Linked DNA regions of Homo sapiens: region 1 is linked to region 2. A link is an interaction called in ENCODE POLR2A ChIA-PET data of the cell type or tissue named here. Cell type or tissue: Caco-2. All regions are shown on one strand. Links, peaks and the distances in the headings refer to the core of each region. The heading gives the core; the rest is flanking DNA. Region 1 has its middle 33 kb from the start of PPM1B-DT. Region 2 overlaps PPM1B (protein phosphatase, Mg2+/Mn2+ dependent 1B).

Region 1 (2,927 bases), core at 145-2,644, 93 kb after region 2:
AATAAAATGAATTGTAAACACTTTCTTAAGAATAAAAATGTCATTTTGAGAATAATCTAGTTATACAGCAATAATTAATATGAATTCCTTTGTCAGAATTTAAATAACAGCTAACATGTTTTTGAGTGCTTACTGTATGCCAGGCACTGTACCAAGCATATGCTGTTTCACCCAATTTTTACAACCCTACAGAGTGAGCACTATTCATAATTCAGCATTTTAGAGATGAGAAAACTGCGGCTAAGAAGAGCTGATGAGAAAATTTAGACTGGGGACAGTTCAGCGTAACATCTAATTGATTGGCACACAGTTACATTGTTGGTGAATCACAGCGAGAATTTGAAGGCAAGGGTTTTCATTCCAGAGTCCACATTCTTGACCACCATGCTGCAATTATTCTCTATTACTTAGAGAAAACAGAGAGGATTAATGTCATGATTGAAACTACCTGGCATCAATATCACAGCTGCCAGAAAAGCTCAGCTCATCCTGTGTTGAGAGAAATATAATTAAAAACAAAGTCTTCTCCCAACCCAGAAAACCTCTCCGTAAAGGTAGAAGAGAAAGACAATGATTTTATTATCGAAAAAGCATTAAACCAGAATGTGATGCACAATACAGGAAACCTGCTAAAGGGTTTGCAAAGTTAGAAAGGAATTTGACTCTTTTTATAGCTAAGTGGATACAAACTCTCTTAGTCTGTTCTCTGCTGCAGTAATAGAATATCAGAGACTGGATAATTGGAAAGTAAAGACATTTCTTTCTCACAGTTCTGGAGGCCAGAAAACCCAAGAACATGGTACTGGGATCTGGCAAGGGCCTTTGTGCTGCGTTATCTCACCAGGGAAGGTAGAAGGGCAAGCAAGCACGAGAGACAGAGAGGGAATGGGAGCCAAACTTTATCCTTTCATTAGGAACACACTCCTGCAATAACGCATCGATCCACTAACGAAGGAAGGCAGAGCCCACATGATCCAACCACCTCTTAAAGGTCTCTCATCTTAATACTGTCACAATGGCTATTAAGTTTCAACATGAGTTTTGGAGGAAACATTCGAACCATAGCCCAATCCATGCAAACTGTTAGATAGGTTTTGCAATTTGGAATCAGGTGACAATGTAGGCAGGTCCATCATTTCCCACAAAACTAAAAGATGGGAGTGGCATCAGGTGGTGCGTTATCTTCTTAAATGATAACATTTCAAAGCGATGACTCCCAACTCCTTGAGGAAACATTCCTGAGTTGTGAGACTGGCCAGTGGCTTATTTAGCCATTAAAATAATTTACATACTTTTGACAAGGACAGAGAAATAAACTCCAAAAGAAAAGGAAGAAGTGAGAGAAAATACTCTTCCCTTATTTTTCTACCGAAGGAAATTTTGCATTTGCCCTTACATTTCATCTAGCATGAAAGATCAGTCAATATTCTCAGACTTGCATCATACACTATTTTTTCCCTGTATTTATTTATGTCTAATTTTATGTTGCTTTGTAAATTTTTGCAAGTCATTTTCTTGGACTGATATAAACTCTATTTATATAAACTTGTAATTCCTTTGCCAAGAAGAAGGACGTAGAAAATCTTATGAAATGATTACAGCTTTCAGCTCCAAGAACGTAGGAGCAAAATGTGAAGTTGTTGGAGTTCAATCCATTGACAACCAGAGCAGAGTCAGGCAAGAGAAATGGTCTGGGGCCCAAAGACAACACATGAGTCTGCCTTTTGGAAGTTATGAGCAATTCTGTCCCAAAGAATTTGTGAGCAGAGAATATATTTAAGTCTACCTTAGCAGTAGTTCCCAGGCAAGTTAGATAGATAAACCTTTAAATACAGTTTAGAAAATTACCTACTCAACTATTTTTTTTTATACTCAACTCATGTGGCTCAGGACACTACAGCCCAACAAATGTAGAAGACCAGAATATGCCACCCCAAAATATGTCTCTTTAGCATATTGATTATTTTGAGAAACTATAGACATAGTTATCCTTTTGTAAGAGAAATTTACATTTGTAAAGGAAATCTCCATTTGTAAGACTGTCTCCTCTGCACCAGGAAGAAAAGGGTGACTAAATCATGAGAGACTCTTGAACAATGGAGAAGGCATGGATTTAAATCTGCATAATAAATACTACCTTTGTTTAATGTACTTTTCCTGGCCATCTCATTTTTCCCTTCTTTCTTTGTTTCAGAAAAAGGTAATATTTAAGCCTGAAGTTTAAACTTTCTTTGAGATCCACTCTGAAGATTTATTAATTTCTTGGGGTTTGTGCTGCATTCTGCCCCTGGCTCCCACCATGTATCCATGAGGCATGCATGTTAATAAACTTCTGTTTGATTTTCTCTTGGTAATCTGTCTTTTGTTATAGGGACTCCCTGTTAATAATTATGAAAGGTAGAAAGAAAATTATTTTTTCTCCCCTACACAGCTGTAGCTCACACCTGTAATCCCAGCACTTTGGGAGGCTGAGGCAGGAGGATTGCTTGAGGCCAGAAGTTCAAGACTAGCCTGGAACAGAGGGAGATACCACCTCTACAAACAATAAAAACAAAAAAAATTAGCCAAGCATGGTGGTGCTTGCCTGTATTTGCAGGGCTGAGAGAGGAGGATCATTTGAGTTCAGGAGTTCGAGGCTGCAGTGAGGTATGATCACACCACTGCACTCCAGCCTGGGTGACAGAGCAAGGTCCTGTCTGTTTGTTTTGTTTTGTTTGTTAGTTTAAGTCATTTACAAAGCTAACTGATATATAATGAAAGAAGTAAAATTAGGAGGCTGAAGGAAATAAAAATATTTTCCCCCCAAATATATTTTGAAATGGCTGCTGCCAAGCCATCCAACTAAGGTAGCCCTCTGAAACTATTTTTCACTGGGAAAATTTGCATCTCTAGAAAGTCTCCATTATTCATCCAGGCCCTCCTTTCTA
Region 2 (2,927 bases), core at 98-2,597:
TAGTCAGCATCTCCTCCAGAAGTTGTCGGTAGTTTCCCCTATGATTAATTCTCATTTGCCTGAGAGCTTCCACCAATTTTCCCTGTGATCCACTTTCCTCTGCTTCATCGGAGGCCTTTTTTTAAGATTCAAGACCCCAGTGTCAGTAGACAAACTAGGATATCACATGTATTTCATAACACATTACAGCAAAATACTAATTTCTCTACCGAAAAGTAATATAGTCTAAGCATGAGAACATTTTATTAAATATCAATTCTTACCTGTATCAATTAATAAAAACTTCCAATAATAATCTCAAGTCATTTTAAGCAAATTACCATTAACTAGTTTATGTCTTATTTCACAGTCATTTAAAGTTTAATCTGAAATTTACTCAGCTTTTATAATTCAACAGCAACACAAGCATTTCCTAAAACTGACTTACTTAAACAATATTTGGCTATATGATTTAGTACAAAAGAAAATCAATGTTTAAAGCAGTAGGAAAAGGACAGAAAAGCAGGCCATCAGAACAGTTTCTTCATCATTTCTGCTAAATAAGTAGGAAATACAAAACATAAAACTATATAGATTTAAACAGATTTTTGAAAGATTTTAGAGTTTTTACGGATAAAAATTGTATTTACTTTTTGCTCTTATTTTGATAAAAACATCTCTAGATAAAAATAAATTAAGTATTCTCAGTATGAATAATAAACTACTCAATCCTTTCATATTTTAGTGAATTTTGGAAAATCTACAGGTTTCTACAATAGTAACTACTTAATACTGTACAGAACAAGCTCTAATCATCCAAGCTGATCACAGTTAAGCCGACAGACTAAAATAAAGATATCTTTACAGTATGTGCCTCTTGATATGATGCATTATAAAGTACAGTCATGTCCTGTATTCGTGCCAAAAAATGTTTAGAATGAATCTAATAATGCTAATTCCCAGTTTACAGGAAAAAAGGGAATAGAGGATCAAGTTAGAGCACACATGAGAAAACAATCATATGAATTCAGAATGCAGGACGTATTGTAAAAAACTGGCTCAGATTCTTCAAAGTCAGTTTCAAGGGGAAAAAAACAGGTGAGGGGCTTGACTGATTAAAGACTTGTTTAATGTGCTTGATTGATAAACTTGATTAGACTGGGATTCAAAATAACAATTACAATAGTCACTCTAGTGACAACTAGGGAAATTTAAACTTGATATTCAATATTATACAATTTATTTTTTTATACACCTACAGTGTACCCACAAAAATTAAAAATAAATTTAAAAAAATGAATTTTCTTAGGTATAATAATGGTATTATGGTTATACAGAAAAATGTCTTCGTTCTTTTTTTTTTTTTGGGATGGAGTTTCACTCTTGTTGCCCAGGCTGGAGGGCAATGGCATGTTCTCGGCTCACCACAACCTCCACCTCGAGGATTTAAGCGATTCTCCTGCCTCAGCCTCCCGAGTAGCTGGGATTACAGGCATGTGACACCATGCCCGGCTAATTTTGTATTTTTAGTAGAGACAGGGTTTCTCCATGTTGGTCAGGCTGGTCTCGAACTCCCAACCTCAGGTGATCTGCCTGCATCGGCCTCCCAAAGTGCTGGGATTACAGGTGTGAGCTACCGTGCCTGGCTGAAAAATATCTTCATTCTTAAGAGCTGCATGCTTAAATGTTTACAGGTAAAATATGATGTCTGCAATTTTCTCTCAAAGGGTTCAGTCAAAGAAAGAAAAAAAACAGTAGATATAAAAAGAAAAATAAAGCAACTATGGCAAAATGTTAACAGTTGTTGAATCTAGAGAGACAATATACAGCTGTTCCAACATATCATATCCCCTTTTTAAATACATTTGGAAGTTTTCATCTTAAAATATTGGGAAAATAAAATACAAAATAGGTTATTGATACAGTTGATGTGACACAAACTCTTAACCATCTTTAGAGACTATTACATATACTTTTGCAACAAAGATAACACTAATAAAGCCATATAATAAATGGCAATGTTTTATTAGAAAAATGAGAGCAGATGAATGTTATTTTTTAAAAAGTTGCCCTCATTGGCCAGGAGCAGTGACTCGTGTATGCAATTTCACCACTTTGGGAGACGGGTAGGAGGATTCCTTGAGGTCAGGAGTTCTAGGCCAGCCTGGGAAACACAATGAGACCCTATCTCTACAAAAAATGTTTAAAAGGAACACGCCCATAGTCCCAACTACTTGGGGAACTGAGGCGAGAGGTTGAGCTAAGTCGAGGAGGTTGAGGCTTCAGTGACCCATGACCATACCAATGAACACCAGTCTGAACGACAGAGTGAGACCCTCTTAAAAAAAAAAAAAAAAAAAAGGGCTTGTTAGGCTGAGGCGGGTGGATCACGAGGTCAGGAATTCAAGACCAGCCTGGCCAAGATGGTGAAACCCTATCTCTACTAAAAATACAAAAAATTAGCAGCACGCAGTGGCAAGTGCCTGCAATCCCAGCTACTCCGGGAGGCTGAGGCAGGAGAATCGCTTGAACTCGGAGGGCGGAGGTTGCAGTGACCCGAGATCGCACCACTGCACTCCAGCCTGGGTGACAAAGTGAGACTCTATCTCAAAAAAAAAAAAAAAAAGAAAAGAAAAAGAAAAAAAAAGTGCTTGTTTTCCTGCCTCAGACGGGGTGGTGGTGGGGATGGGGCGGGGAAGTATCCTCATGGCAAAAAATGGATGATACTGGGCCGGGCACAGTAGCTCATGCCTGTAATCGCAGCACTTTGGGAGGCTGAGATGGGTGGATCACCTGAGGTCAGCAGTTCGAGATCAGCCTGACCAACATGGTGAAACCCCATCTCTACTAAAAATACAAAAATTAGCCAGGTATGGTGTGTGTGCATCAGTAATCTCAGCTACTCGGGAGGCTGAGGCAGGAGAATTGCTTGAACTCAGGAGGTGGAG

What was found. Peaks named below come from ENCODE experiments on the same cell type or tissue, not always from the same donor. Only the 100,000 strongest peaks of a DNase experiment are listed, where the experiment ranks them.
Region 1: POLR2A ChIA-PET joins it to region 2 with 6 read pairs; 8 of 35 experiments call an interaction of 5 or more read pairs at or near these places.

Annotation. Positions count from the first base shown.
Region 1 is chr2:44,134,676-44,137,602 of GRCh38, reverse strand. No RefSeq gene overlaps it. Among named protein-coding and RNA genes, the nearest start is that of PPM1B-DT, 33 kb to the left of the region's middle. RefSeq lists an enhancer at 1,996-2,869. In Caco-2, for the core only: no CTCF peak of the experiment used is centred there; a DNase peak (open chromatin) is centred at 1,172.
Region 2 is chr2:44,227,601-44,230,527 of GRCh38, reverse strand. PPM1B (protein phosphatase, Mg2+/Mn2+ dependent 1B) reads right to left here. Exons shown (of 6, transcript NM_002706.6): 6 at 1-115. Among named protein-coding and RNA genes, the nearest start is that of SLC3A1, 46 kb to the left of the region's middle. In Caco-2, for the core only: no CTCF peak of the experiment used is centred there; no DNase peak of the experiment used is centred there.